Regions from separate parts of the Mus musculus genome. Here regions 1 and 2 are each linked to region 3. The links are chromatin loops, found by intact Hi-C in ENCODE. Cell type or tissue: left cerebral cortex. All regions are shown on one strand.

Region 1 (5,000 bases), 370 kb before region 3:
CTGACCCCAAGTAAACGCCTCTGCTTCTTAGGCTCCAGAGAAAGAGGAATTCCTGGCCTGGCAGCACGACCTGGAAGCGAATGATAAAGCCCCCGCCCAGGCCCGGCCCACCGTGTTTCGATGGACAGGGGGTGGAAAGGAAGTCTACTTGTCTGGGTCCTTCAACAACTGGAGCAAGCTTCCCCTCACGAGAAGGTAAGGATCTCGGCGGACGATATTTCTGTGCTATGCTCTGACATTTAGATATACATTTCTTCTGAGAAAGTTGTTCCCGGTGCATTGGAGAGAACGCTGGGCTGGGACCCTTAGGGGTGTGGATCCCAGCCCATTACTGCATGGAACGGTCACTTCTGTATCGGACTCCTGGACCAGGTGACCTGGATCCCTTCTAACTGAGTCCTGTGTGTTATTTTTTGGAAGGTTGGAAGTTCCATGCTCTGAAGACATCATTAGCAAGGGTTCAGTGAGACGATTTATCAAAACCCTGATGTGGCTGGGCAGTGGTGGCGCACGCCTTTAATCCCAGCACTCGGGAGGCAGAGGCAGGCGGATTTCTGAGTTCGAGGCCAGCCTGGTCTACAAAGTGAGTTCCAGGACAGCCAGGGCTACACAGAGAAACCCTGTCTCGAAAAAAACAAAAACAAAAAACAAAAAAAACAAAGCAAAACAAAAAAACCCTAGTGTGGACTCCTGTCATCGCGCCTTTACCAGTGACTACTTCTGGTAAACAGAGGGAGAGCCCGTGCCCTGCTGGTCTGAGCCCAACTGTTGTCAGTGTCCCTGTGTTTCCAGGGCTGCTACAAGTCCACAGCAATCTCAGGAGTGGCGGGGTAGTTAGACAGGTCTGTGTGGAGAACGTCTATGTGCCCTGTTACGCTGGCTCAGTCCCTGTCATGGCACACTGACAAAAGGGATGGCTCGGCAGCCTATGTTTACCTCCGTGGCACCCAGCCCGCCTGCCCGCCCGGTGGTATTCTGCGTGGAGACTTGGAAGGTATGAACAGCCATTTGTTGACCTTCCAGTGTTAGGATTCTAGGTTCCTAGTGTCTGAGCAAAGTGAGTTTCCTGCTGCTCCATTAGTGGCCGTGACCAAGAATTAATTGTCTGAATTGGTTGCCATGTTTGCCATCCTGCAGCCAAACTCTTGGTTATACCTGGAGTCAGAGGGCAGCCCACCCAGCTGAAATTCTACTTCCTTTCTTCCTGCAGCCAGAATAACTTTGTAGCCATCCTGGACCTGCCTGAAGGAGAGCATCAGTACAAGTTCTTCGTGGATGGACAGTGGACCCATGATCCTTCTGAGGTACTTTGCCTGCAGCCCTTGGCCCTCTAGTACCTACCTGCACAACCAGCACCCATCACCTCCCTTGTGGCGTGCTATCAGGACCCTCTTCCCTGCGTGTGGCTCTGAGTTAGATAGCGCCAGTTACCAGCTCATTGGTATAATTAACCAAGAGTCGCTAACCAGGCAGTGAGGCCTTCCAGCCAGGAATTCTAGTCCTCTGAAGAATCCACAGACCTTCCACGTTATGATTTCTGCCTATCTGTCTCTTCCCAGCCAATAGTAACCAGCCAGCTTGGCACAGTTAACAACATCATTCAAGTGAAGAAAACTGACTTTGAAGTATTTGATGCTTTAATGGTGGATTCCCAAAAGTGCTCCGATGTGTCTGGTATGAACAGTTACTTTATCCCACGTGTGTGCAGGCTGGGGCTCTGTGGCCTGGACATACTCTGTTTCCCTCGCCTCTCACACTTGAGCAAAAGCTGCCCAGCCAGGTGGACAGTTGTAGCTCTCCGGACCACAGCAGTTCCTTCCTAATTCCAGTGGCCCTGGCTGTTGGAGTTTAACCCCCAAAGAAACCATAAGTCACTGCCCTTGCCTTATGGGATATTTTGCAGTTCCACTTGGCTTTAGAACAGAGCTACACTTGATGTTATGCCATAGGCAGGCCTGAAGAGACCCACGAGGACACGTTGGGTCAGTAGTGAACCACTGCCAGGGAAACTGCCAGCTCGTGTCCTGCCAGTGGTGCCTGGAGAATTGCAGGCTGACAGGTGATAAACGCCACCTCGGTGACCTTGGCTGTCACTGGTGCCGTCCATTCACACTTGACTGGAAGTGACTCCCCATAGAAAACAGGCCACATGGCACAACGCTCTTTTCTGGAAACCTGTTGTGCTCAGTCACGGTAAACTAGAGTCCTCTAAGCACGGAGCTTTCGGTGACCTTTGTTCCGACCACATCTGGGAGGAAGAGAATCCCTGGAAGGTCAGAGGGACAGCTCAGGAGAGAAACTGTGTGTTAGAATCCAGATGGACGTTAGGTGTGCTTCCCTTCTTTGTGTGTGGGCTGCTTCCTGGGCAGCAGTTCTGGGAATCAGTAAGATAAGCTCTCAGCAGTAGCCAGCTATCAGTTTACCGAGGGCTTTCCCACCCTCACCTCCGTGTCTCTGGGATCTCTTACAGTTAGCACTTCTGACTCCACAGCTGTAATTGACTGGTGGGCTTGGCTGGCCGTGGTTAAGGTTACAGATCTAGGCTTAGAAATCTAAAAACAGTGCTCTCTTACTGGGGTTATCGGCCATTCCTGGATGACCACTTACACATTTCAGACAGGCAAAGGGTGCAGCCTGGAGGCAGTGCACACGCTTCTGACACGAACTTCACACTATTCAACAGAGCCTTCAGCTAAAGGTCTGGTTGATCATTTGCAGGCAGAAAGTGCACCGCCCCCTGCTGCTGGAGCCAGATCAGCTCTAAACTTCCTGTTAGACATTCAAGTGGCTTGTTTGGGTTTGTTTTTTGTTTTTTTTTTTTTTAAATGCCATGTATTTATTTCTTACAGCTCAGCTTTCTGCATCGAGTGCTTTTTCTCAGTTCTTGTGCTGAGGTGTGAAGGGAGCCTGACCTAGAAATTGATGTTGAGAAAGTTAAAGCAGCCCTGGGCCAGCTTAGGGGTCAGGTAGCCAGAACCCTTCCCGACACTCGGGTGACAGCTCAGTGCCATCCTCTATCTAGCCAGCCAGCTGTCATGATTCGAGGTGCTTCTAAGGCAAGGTACTGTGCTTCCAGAAGCTTCTACTGCGCCTACATAGTGAAAACACTCAGACCCAGGAGTGTAGAGCCAAAGATCCTTTACACGTTGGTCTTTATGGTTATTTTTTAGTGCATCAGTACCTCGTTAGACTTCTTTTATTCTGCCTGGGAGACTTGGTAACTTAGGCTGGGCCACTTAATCCCCACTTGAAGCCCAGAACTTGTGGCAGTTGCCAAACTCAGCCTGCAGTAAGAAGGAAGCCTTACTGTGCTGACGAGAGGCCAGGCTATGGGGGATGGCTTCCCTGTTAGGCTTTGCCACAGCTGCTCTTCCTTCCACTGAGCTTCTCGAGGTAGCGTCGAGCTTTATCCCGAGCACCCCGGTTCCAGGGCACTTTTCATCCCCTCTGGTTTTCCCTGTTTGAGCTTGAATGTCTTTGAAGAAAATACAAACCTGGATTGAGGAAATCAGGACAGAAAGCTAGATGAGGGCCCCATGCATCAAATGCAGCTGCAGAGCCTACAGTCTGAGTGTCTTGTCGACATCTCCCAACAGAGCTGTCCAGCTCGCCCCCAGGACCCTACCACCAGGAGCCTTACATGTCTAAACCAGAAGAGAGGTTCAAAGCCCCGCCCATCCTCCCGCCACACCTGCTGCAGGTCATCTTGAACAAGGACACGGGCATCTCTGTGAGTACTCCCATCTGGAGCTCCTTTCTGCTCACTTCTTAAAAGACAGTGGAGAACTCCTGTGCCTTCCACTGTTGGGGACTGCTGTGGTCCTCCCCTGACATTGTGAAAGATTCACATCTGTTACACACCCCTTGGTCAGCTAGACATTTTAGAATCTAGTTTTAGTTACTAAGTTACTTTTGGAAACGTCAGCCCTCCTGGGGTAGAATTCGAGCTGTCTTATAACACATTATAACCTCTACCACATCCACTGTGGCAGAAGGTGCAAGGGCAAGCGATGCCCTCAGGATGACTGACCCACTCAGGGTGCCTACATTAATCCATGCTCCGCCCTCATGACCTAATTCACCACCAGTTAGGACCCATCTCCCAGCAGTCACTGGGGACTAAGTTCCCAGTACGTGAGCCCTTAGGGACAAAGCAAACTGTATCTGGTGCTAAAGAAAGCCCCTCCCTCAACACTGGACACAGCAGCAGAGCCCACGTGCTGCTGAGCTGACTGTGTGTGGAGGGTTCCCTACGGCAGTGTCAGGGTTTGTGGAAGACGTGCCTTTCCTTAAGTGGACTCAGTCCACTCTGTGCTGTGACCAAGCACAGATCCCGGCTCACTCCTGTGAATCCAGGAGGAGGTCAGTGGAGAGACCACTCAGCCTCAGACCCCACTGGCTAAACAAATAACCAGTGCGCATTAGTAACAGAACTGCAAGGACCCTTAGCCGCTGTCCTTAAAGATTCAGCGCGCGTGCACGCACACGCACACACATACACACACACAGAGGCATGGCTAGGGAGAGGCTAGACCATGAATTCAGGAGAACTGTGTCTGACCTCACTGTCAGCTCTTACAGATCTTGTCTTCAGTTAGGAAAGTGCTCTCCGAGGAGTCTTATTTCAGCTTCACAGTGAAGAGACTGGAGCAGATACGTTGACTGGCATCCCCAGACAGCGCTCAGAGTTCTTTTCTTAGAGGCTTTGGGAAATCTGCTGTCCTGTGAATGACTGTGGTCAGCCTGTTCTCGGGCCGTAGCTCCTCTCACAGTTGTCTCTGCAGACATCTTGTAGCTTTTAACCGGTGTCTTCCCCAGAATTACCATCCAGTTCTCCTAGCCTGCTTTTAAAAGATGTCGCATGTGTCTCCCTGTGGCTGGCTTATTTATGTCCATAGTCCATCCACGTTGTTGCAAGTGACAGAATTTCCTTCCTTTTTAAGGCTGAGCCACCCACTGTTGTAGTTTCTTGTCCAGCTGCTGTGATACAATTTTTGATG
Region 2 (5,000 bases), 250 kb before region 3:
CCAACTCCTACATCCCAAGGCAGCTGTTTTTAACACAGATTCTAGGAGTCTGGAAATCAGGACCCTTCAAGCAAGCCCCGTCTGCCCCGTCTTCTGAACGCTTCCTATCAGACGAGAGAGGACGATTCCCAGGTCAGGAGGGTTACAGCACATCTCTATTGCTCGTTCTAGCTGCCGAGTTTGTTTAGGGTTTTAGTTGCCGGCTGCATCACACTTGCTCCTGGGGGCTCACAGGAAGGAACGGGGCTTCTTCTGGCCACCAGTGCTCTCTCCCTACTTGGAATGGCTCAGCTGCCAGATCCCTGATCTTGCAGCATACTTGGACAGGAGCCCAGCGTCATCTCTCTGCTAGAGCTCTGGTTCAGCCACTTGCAGCTCGGTTAAACCCATTGGGAAACCCTTTAGGCTGATGAGATCCCGTGTTTCGGATCCTTTCCGATACAGCCAGGGTTCCGGCCATCCTCTCTCTTGAGATGGATGGACAGACAGCTCAGTTTAACTCATCCAAGGTTCCCCTTTTAACCGGGTATCTGCACTGCTAGAAATCTCCCACTCTTCTCCTCCCTCTAAATAAGACTAAAGATGGAAAAAACTAACCCAAAGTGCCCAGCTGACTGTTCAGATGCCATGGACAGGAGGAACAGGCACCTGACACGCCATGCAGAACCGAGCATCAACAGTCTAGCCCCACGAGCCCCAAACAGGCAGCCCAGAGGCTTCCCTCCGACGCACTCCCCCAACCCTCCCACCAGCACAGCACAGCACACCACAGCACCAGCATCAGCACCTTTGGCTCTGTGTACCGGCCATCCATGCAGGTCCCCCCAGAGAGTCACCGTCACTTACTCAGATCTACCAAGATACCCCAGTGCCTTGCTGTACGAAAATCCCACAAACGGCAGCTCTTCGCCTGAGAAGCCCGAGGGGCTCAGCTGGCACACAGAGGATGAAACCCACGAATTCTTCTCTGGTTCATCAAAATTGGAGGTGTCATCGTCAGACTTGAGGGTGGGGACGAAGGGGGGAGGAGCTGGTTAAAAGAAAAACAAGGGGGGGGGGGAGAAAAAATTCAGAATTCCACACTGTTGCAGAGGGGGAAAAAGCGCCTTACTCCTTAGGCGTTTGGAGACAGCACTGCAGCGACTGCTTTCAACCCAGCTCCTAGCGCAGGCAGACCCAGCCTCGGCTCCTACAGCAACAAGAGATTAACCCCTTCGCTGCCAACATGGCCACCAACCCGCAGACAGCTTGCCTCTCTGGGCAGTGGGTGAGGTGAAAGATAAACTCAGACAGGTCACTTGGACCCCCCCGCTGAAGTGCTTGGGCAACTCACCCAGGGAAGGCAGCTCCTGGCTCATTATTTCCAGCAGCCTTCCATCCCTGGACGCTGGAGTGCCAGGGTGCCGGGTGACCTAAGCCCATTGAGCCCCTCTTCCAGACAGGTCTAAAATGATTAATAGTTGGTGATATGCATGGCTGTCAGATGGAAGACGTGCATGTCTCATGACTTAGCCAGAATGAGGGGAGAGAACAGGACGGTGGGCTTAGAAAGCTGTACAACCGTGGTTGGGTCACCGCTGCAGTCTGGTTCATTCATAGCCAGCTGAGTCTACTCAGAGATCCTATTAACCACTTTTTTTTTTCCTTTTTAGTTCATTATCTCCCCCCCCAAAACCCCCACTCCCCTCAACACACCCCTGCCCATCGAATCCACCGCAGTTCAACCAGCATAATCAAAAGACAGCCAGATAAAGTTGCAGTGATTTACAGCACCCAGCACCGGTGAGGGGTACATAGAGACCCACAGACGCACATCTGTGGTGAGGCTCCTACCTCTTATGGCATGACTCCCAGCTGGGGAGGGGGGGTGGAATCACATCGTCTCTGCCGCCTGCAGACCTACTAGGCTCTCTCACTCAGACGCGTGAGCGGCTGTCCATCAGTCACCAGGAGGCTGCCCATCGTGGGGGGCTCCCAGGGGCATTTCCAGTCAGAAGTGTTACCATGGTTGCAGGCTGGGACGTCCGCAGTGGACCAGGCAGGGGGAAGTTGGCAAGCCGGCATCACATCCCCCGCAGTGCAGGCTGCATGCTACCACCTCCCCACTCCTTAGTGCGTGCTCTGGCGGTAACCCCACCTGGCCACCCTGCGTGGCAGGGGCCAATGCCGATCTGAGTGACGGAGCCGCATGAGTCACTGCCCGCCAGGGCTCGCTAGAGCTCCCCCTAGGACAGTTGTCACAGCCCTTCACGGTCCAGACTTCTTTTTTAACCTCTTGTTTTCCAGACAGAGTTCTGTGCTGGGGGTGGGGTGGGGGGTGAGCAGCAAGCACGCCTTCAGCCCCACAGACTCAGAAGGAGCTGGCTGTTGCCGAAGCATCCCCGGGGACAACGGTCAAAGCAGTGCCAGGCAGAGAAGTAACCGGAGTGATGTGGAGGGGTGCGGAGGAAGAGGGAGGTGAACGCGGAGGGGCGGCGGGTGCTTCTGGGATATGCAAAAGAACAGTCTCCGAGGTGCACCGAGGTGAGGTGGGGAAGAGAAGATCAGGGAATGTGAAATGCGAGCTAACAGAGACTTATCTAACACCTCCGGGCTCTCCGGGGAGCAGCTCAGCCTTCCCTGCTGGAGTCAGAAGCTCCGGGGCTTAACGCTTTCAACATTAGCTTATGGGAAGGGAACTGGGACTGGATGCAGGGGTTCGCATCCCCTGTGCACACCCATAAGCGGGGGGTTGGGGGGGGTTGGGGTGCAAATCTAATGGTGGTGCAAACCCCATCTGACTGCCCGTGCTCACCCAATCCCTCCTTTGGAAGATTAAAATTGAAATCACAGAAATTACAATGTATGATGACCAAAAGGAAGTGCTTCCATCCCAAGATAAGGACATCGAGATAAACATACTGAAATACGTAGGTGACTCTGATACAGAAACATGGTGGCTTAATGGCTCCCAATTCCACCCACTCCAGTTCTATGACCCTGGGAAAGGCACTCAGCCTCTGTAGGCATCTGTGGGGAGGTCATGTCTGGCTTTGAAAGAGTGTCCCTAAGCAGTGAAGGCTGGCCTCAAACTTGTGATTCTCCTGCCTCTGCACCTGACTGTTAGGTGAATCTATGCAAAGTGCTCAGTGTGGCTTCTGGCACTCGGTGAACACCCATGAAGGTGACCTGTGGCCGTTATCATTGCTGGCGTACAGTGCATGATGTGGCAGACCTTAGCAGCCGCTCAAGTCCAGTGAGACAGCGCGGCATCTGCGCTGAGTAGAGTCGGTCTCTGCTATACAAGGCACAGGCACGCCAAGGTGAGTGTTTGTGTTAATTCTACCATGGCGTTATAATTCCTCGCAGAAGTTGAATCCCTTTCCACTATATACTAATTTATCTGTAGGAGACGAAAATAGAATTCCATTTCTGTGTTAGGAAGATGATTAATAGAGAGGTAGGAGCCACCCTCAGTGAAGTAATTATGATTTCTGAATTTCTGTACTATAAAATAAGGCTCATCTGTAAAGTTCTGCCATGCTCAAAGCATTACTGCGGTCAAGATTAGAAAAGAGGCTTGGGCTGCCAGTACAGGCCTATCACCTGATCACTCGGGCAGCTGAGGCAGGGGGATCAGAAGGCCAGGGCCTGCCTGGGCTACAGATGATAAACTCAAGGAACATAGCGAGACTCGGTCTCTGGGGGCTGTGGGGAGGTTGGAGAGTTGAGTCAGCCAACATAAGGGGCTGAGTACAATCCCCACAGGTTACAAATAAATAAAGCCAAGCAGGATGGCACAGCCTCATCACCAGCACTGAGCGGTGCGGTGGAGGCTGGAAGATCTCTGGCATTCCATGGCTGGCCAGCCTGGCCTACATGGGGAGTTCAAGGCCAGGGCGAGATCACGTCTCAGAGAGAGGAAGGGAAAAGCTAAAGTGGTGGCTCCGTGGTTACGGGCATTTTCTACTCTTCTAGGATGAGGGTTCAATTCCTGCCTTCCTTACAGCAGCTCATAACCATTTTTCTCTCCAGCTCCAAAGAGCTGATGACCTCTTCTGGCCTCCACAAGCATCTGGAACATATGCAGGCATAGCCATAGACACAGACAAAACCAGATACAGAAAACATTGTTTTCATTTTTTAAAGGTGAATGATACCTAAGAAACGACACCTGAGACTGTCCACTGGCCTCTACATGCAGAAACACACATCTGCATGCACACATACACACACATACATACACACACATATACATTTATACATACATACACACACATACAGATACATACACACACACATACACACACATACACACACATACACACACACACACACACGTGTGCGCAACAGGCTGAGAATATAGTTCAGTGGTAGAATGCTACCTAGCATGGGCAAGACCCTGAGTTCAATCCCCAGCACTGAGGGGTGGGAGTGGGGGGTATATAGAAAGGTGAGATAATTTTCAAGTTGAGAGAAGGGAGAACTGATAGCACAGATTAAAAGCTAGAGACGTCAACCTCTTGCCAGGTGGTCAGTTCAGAACAGGTCCTCAGCAAACGAAGGCTCACACAACCTGAGAAGCCGCAGCCTCAAAGCTGAAGAAGTGGCCCAGAAATGAGCCAATGCCCCAAGAAGGGTGAGGATGCCCACCCCCTCATCTAGGCCCTTTAGAAGGGAAGAGCTAGGGTGGCTACTTAGAAACTGCAGCTGGGGCAGCTGGCTCCATGGGATCCGGGAGCATGGGAAATGAACAGCGGCACACGCGAGTGTTGAGCGAGTGCGTGTGAACACACTCGGCCAGGGGGAGGGCTACCCTTCTTCCATAGAGAGTGCACTGAGACTGAGGTGAGAGAGCCAGCTCTCTGAAGCCTAAGAAAAGAGCAAGCTAAGCCAGGTGCACTGGCTCGTCCCCATAGTCTGCAGACAAGGAGTTCTGGAGTATCCTGGGGACATGCCAAGGCTGGGCGCCAACACGATGAAAGAGGAAAGTGACCTGAAGGGCCAGGAGAGGCGGTCAC
Region 3 (5,000 bases):
TAGTTGGTTGGTTTTTCTTTCTGTTACTATGGGTGGCGTGTGCTATTCCCTGCTACTAGTGTGGCATAGGGTATCCCCATGTACAGTTTAGCTTCCCAAAGTTATTATTGTGTCAACCACTGCTTTGTTATTTTTGGTTAATTTTTCATTTACAGACATTCTCAAGTGTACACAAAAGCATCCTAGCAGGAACCCTCATCTGCGGGTCCGTCAGCTTTAGCGAGAGTGTTGTGTGGGTTAGTTGGTCAGATGGGTTTTTTGTTTGGTGGTGTGTTTATGCTGAGGGCAAGCCCGGAGCCTCGTGTGTGCCAGGCAGACGCTCTCCCAGTAAACCCTCCGAGAAAACACTATCCAGTCAGCCTTCTTAACCCTCCCCCAGCACGTACAAGTTATGTCATAAATGGAGGTTTAGTTGCTTAGAATCTGCTCTGGCGCCCGAGAGCTCACCTGACTGACGTGTTCTGAAAGTCTGTCATACTTGCCACCCCTTTAACTGAGCTGCCCCTGGGAAGCCGGGCTGTCTGTCTGTCTGCACTTCTCACTGGGATGATTTCATACCATTTCAGTGTCCACTCTTCTGTTTTCCCAATAAGCTAGGTCATCTTCTTAAACCGTGTTGTCGGGCCGTCATTGTTGTTAACAGAGAAGGGGTGTGTGAGCGCATTTCTTTCCATCGGACATGTTGGAAGCACACAGGGGTAGCTTCCCGGAGCCCCTATTCTGTGAGTTGGTTGCTTTGTTTAGCTACGCAGCCAAGGCTGGCTTCTAAGGCCAGCCTTCTCCCTGGTCTTAGACCCAGGTACTGAGATTACAGGTGTGCACGAGCACACCCAGCTGACCTAAAAATATTTCCTAGGGCCTCAGTTGCTGCCCCTTCACTGAGAAGGTAAATGGTGCCTCCACAATGGGAAGTAAAGGAAGGGAAGGAAGCTCTTAAACCCAACTCTGGAGGGCAAGGACTCACACTCCCTAGTGCGCAGGCGGGTCTGAAGAGAGCTGGTCTGAGTGATGCCCTGTGCCTTTAAGCTAGAGCCATGAGCAGTGTGGCGTGGCAGGTTCTCAGCTCTACCTTCCATTCCTTCCATTCTTTCCATCACCTGCGTCCTGGTTCACTTTTGGGTCTACTTTTTCTCTGGTCAGACCTCCCATTAGGTTGCCTGTTTCTTCTAGCTCAGTTTCGGGAATTGAGTGCAGTGTATCTCGGTAAGGCCTGTCTGTGTCACTTGCCCCTGTGTGCCATGTTCCGGGTGAACCTCCGTGCCTGCACATGTTAATCACCGGGGCTCCCACACAGTGGCGTCAGAGTGGCTGGGAGGAGCCGCTGCTTCACCTGTATACTGTAACGTGTGTCCAGGGAGACTGGCCTCAGCAGACTGCGCTGGGAAACCTTAAGGTAGTCTTTATCTGACACAATGGGAAAGCCGCTAGCAGTGTATCACCTTACGATTCAAAAGCACTCACTAAAAACACAAGTTAATCAGGCAGGTGAAAAAATTGTACCACTAAAACCATACCAATGTGGGTACCACCAATTGTTCTGGGACTAGCAATTGGCTTTACAACAAAACAAATCAAAATAGTGACTTCAGGAGTTCTTCTGGGCATTGGAAATATTCTTTTTTTTTTTTAAGATTTATTTTATTTTAGTTATATGAGTACACAGTAGCTATCTTCAGACACATCAGAAGAGGGCATCGGATGCCATTACAGATGGTTGTGAGCCATCATGTGGTTACTGGGAATTGAACTCAGGACCTCTGGAAGAACAGCCAGTGCTCTTAACCGCTGAGCCAACTCTCCAACCCCGGAAACACTCTCCAAAACTCTTTTTAAAGACTAGGATTCATGTATGATAAGCGAGTTGTGTGGTATGCTTTTGGATCTGGGGTTCCAGTTAAAGACTCCCCTTTCCTCCTGCACTGCAGCACTGGCGTCTCCAGGCCCTGGCGTTAGTCAGCACTTTCCGGTAGCTCCGGGCTGCTCGCGGCGCCATCTGCGGGCGGACCCTGGTACTTCCTGAGGCTAGAGCCGCTGGGGGAACTGTCAGGCAAATCGCGTCCATGGCAACCGCTGCCAGGAGGATTTCCGCTGTTCTTTAACAGCCAATGCCTGTGGGCATGACAGAAGCAATCTGCAGTGTCTGCACGCTTGCCCATTGGACAGGCTTGGTCCTATCCCTGTGGCCTGCAGCCGCAGTGGGCGGGGCCGGGACCAGCCCAGAGTTGTCGGGAGCTGCTTCTAGGGCAGAGTGGCTGGTGAATGCAGCACACCGGGTGTGGAGTAGGTGACTAATTGCTGGGTAGAGGGCAAGGCGGGCGAGGAGGAAGTATGGTCTGAGTTCTGTACAAATAAGAATCACCTACTCGTTCCGGCTTTGCTCATTTAGTGTGTCCTGAGAGCAGAAGGGCAGCCACTGCAGGCCAGGCCTGCGGCCCTCCACGGGCCTGGCAGGATCTGCTTTCAGGCAGCGGGCGCCGCCTTTGCAGAGGCAGCTCCGCTACCGGCATCCTCCTCTCACACCCTCTCCACGGGGCCTGCTTTTTGCATTGAGCGGCTAAACTGTAATAACGTTGGGAAGGTGAGCAAAACAGTACCCAAGACACACAAATGGGAAATATTGAAGTAGGAGGGAGAGCTCGTATCAGTGCCATCTCCAGGGATGATAGCCCCAGCGTGTATGGTATGTGGCCACACACTGGCAATTTTATTCCCAAAACCTTGACCTTTTCCTCCCCAGTGCCATCACTGTCAGTAAGTACCATGTATCTGGGTTTTCACTGGTGCCCGTGTTGTATTGTCTTTTTTAAAAAATTTTAAACAGTTCCCCAGTTATTGCAAACTAATGTTGCTAAACTATGGCCACCATCCTTTGAACATCTTTATCTTTGGAACAGTTTCTTTAATGGCTGAGTAGCTTGTCCAAAGGACTACCTTTTATAGCAGGAGGAGAAGGTCCCCACCCTGTGCTGTGCACAGCCTTTAGTGAAGGGCCAGCAAGCAGCGCCTTTGTTGAGAGGCCTTTGATCCTCTCTAGGCTCTGTCCTCTTTTACCCTCTCGCTGTGACACCTGTTTAGCGATGACAGGTCATCTTTTGTACCTATGGCTTGGTTAGGAAGCAGGCAAGTTGCAGTCAGTCCTTGAAGAAGCATAGCTCCAGGGACCCTATGGTGTGGGATCGGCCCTTCCCTTCCCCGAGACTCCAGGTCTCCTAGTGAAGAGGCACAAGGTGCGCATGTCCGTGCTCATCGCAGCCCATGTTTGCAGGAAGAACGCTGTGGAGCTGGAACTCGCCAAGTGCAAGATGGATATGATGTCTCTGAACAGCCAGCTACTGGATGCCATTCAGCAAAAACTGAACCTCTCTCAGCAGCTGGAGGCTTGGCAGGTAAGCAAGCGCCCAGGGCCGGGGGAGGGGGGGGCACCCACTCAGAACCCGCATTAGGAGCCCCCGGGCCCCAAGGAGACAGAAAGCCCAGGCAGCCCCTGGGAGGGATGCACCTCCACCAGATGTGGAGTCGGCCCCACTCAGCTGCTCATTCGGTTTGTTTTAGAGTGATGTGGTTCAGCCCAGTGGTCCCCACAGGTGCTGCCCTGCCCTTCTCAAAGGTCTGTGGCTTCTTCATCCAAGGGCGCTATTCAGGCATGGGTCAGTGCAGCTATCTCTATGCAGCTATCTCTAAGTCCCCATTTTCAGGGTCTCCCAACTCCTTACTGCCCTAAGGTCGTGACTCAGGGATGAGGGTGAGATAGGCTGATTCAAATGGTTAATGTCTTTCTCCAAGAGACTGTAACCTACTAGATAGTAGTCACCTGTGACTTAGGTGAGCCCCGCAGTGACCGACAGAACAGCAGTGTCCATTACATCGTGGCCCCATGGGGCCGGCAGCAGCCAGCACCATGGCTCACCGGGGCTGTTCTCTTCTCTCCTCCCGGCTACAGTTTGCGTCCTCGGGGCTCTTTACTATCTGGCTGCTTTGGTTTCTGATCTAGTGGCCTTTCTCAGTTCCTGTGCCAACAGCTTTAGTTGTACACCCCTCCTGCCTTTGAGGTGAGATTGAGCCTTGCGTCCATCCGTCTGTTGTCCTCTGCCATCTGTCCCACATCTGCCATCTCCCCATGGCCCACTGTGTTGTATGCCAGAGCCTGGCCTCATCTCTGTGCCATCAAGTCCCAGTCTCCTCCTCCTGTCACTGCAGCATGGCAGACCAATGCCGCCCTGTCCTAGATGGGTTTGCACTGCAGGATAGCAGCAGGCGGGATCGGGACCAGCTCGTGCACAGGTGCACATGCACGTGTAAAGTTCCAAGGAGATACATTCCCTGGGAGTTCATTGGTGGATTCAGTTATTTAAGTAGAAGAGCGCAGTTGAAGTGACTGTGACAGAAAATATGGTGGCATCGAGAGGACTTTTTCTAAAGCTCTGTGTTTTCCCTTTGGTGTTGAACAATGTATTTTATGGAGCTTGTCCTAAGTGCCACAGAGCAGTCAGTGTGCTGAGAATCTGCACTGGGGCTCAAGAAGTAGGAGCCGTGTGCTGGCAAAAATGACACAGGGTCTAACCTGAGAGGCAAGTGGAGAATGGAGCTGGCAGGGGAAGGAGGAGGAGGAGGAATAGGGGAACAAGCTGTGTGCTCTCCACCTGGGGAGGGGTCAGGAAGGTCCTCTGGTTTCATTTGGAGACCTTTAAATACGCCCACAGAGCAAGGCCTGAGTGCAGCTGAGGTAAGAGGCATCCAGGGTCTGCCCTTCAGCTCATGAGTGCCTACTGAGCCACACAGCTCAACCTTTCCATGCTGCAGGGAGCCCACCCTAACCTGGCCTCACCCACCATGTGCTTGGACTCGAGCAACCGAGTCCCTGTGGGTTTGTTAGGGCCTTTTTGTCAGAGCATCACACAGCTCCCACTGGGTTAAAAGCCGGAGGAGAAGGTGGTGGTTGCATACTAGTGGTAATTACCAGGGCTCCTTGCAGACGGGTAGTGGCGGAGCCCATTGTCAGG

The links. Hi-C counts contacts between places; a loop is a spot of excess contacts. Peaks named below come from ENCODE experiments on the same cell type or tissue, not always from the same donor. Only the 100,000 strongest peaks of a DNase experiment are listed, where the experiment ranks them.
Region 1: it touches region 3 in a loop (3-fold over the local background); 8 of 42 quality-filtered maps call a loop at or near these places.
Region 2: a loop joins it to region 3, with 2.7 times the contacts of the local background. A loop is called at or near these places in 3 of 42 quality-filtered maps.

The regions. Positions count from the first base shown.
Region 1 is chr5:116,016,678-116,021,677 of GRCm38, reverse strand. Prkab1 (protein kinase, AMP-activated, beta 1 non-catalytic subunit) reads left to right here. Exons shown (of 7, transcript NM_031869.2): 2 at 32-195; 3 at 1,211-1,304; 4 at 1,560-1,674; 5 at 3,597-3,730. Among named protein-coding and RNA genes, the nearest start is that of Prkab1, 5.2 kb to the left of the region's middle. In left cerebral cortex, a CTCF peak has its summit at 2,728 (motif pointing left); a DNase peak (open chromatin) is centred at 4,934.
Region 2 is chr5:115,904,668-115,909,667 of GRCm38, reverse strand. It overlaps Cit (citron), which reads right to left. Exons shown (of 47, transcript NM_007708.3): 9 at 847-1,030. Gm42008 (a long non-coding RNA gene) reads left to right here and starts at 1,060. Exons shown (of 3, transcript XR_003955981.1): 1 at 1,060-1,267; 2 at 1,653-3,302. In left cerebral cortex, CTCF peaks have their summits at 1,159 and 2,217; DNase peaks (open chromatin) are centred at 333, 1,160, 1,876 and 2,190; H3K4me3 peaks cover 3,002 bases; H3K27ac peaks cover 3,078 bases.
Region 3 is chr5:115,650,205-115,655,204 of GRCm38, reverse strand. Bicdl1 (BICD family like cargo adaptor 1) reads left to right here. Exons shown (of 9, transcript NM_001080808.2): 8 at 3,266-3,386. Among named protein-coding and RNA genes, the nearest start is that of Mir7030, 7.1 kb to the right of the region's middle. In left cerebral cortex, a CTCF peak has its summit at 2,002 (motif pointing left); a DNase peak (open chromatin) is centred at 2,074; H3K4me3 peaks cover 910 bases; H3K27ac peaks cover 1,523 bases.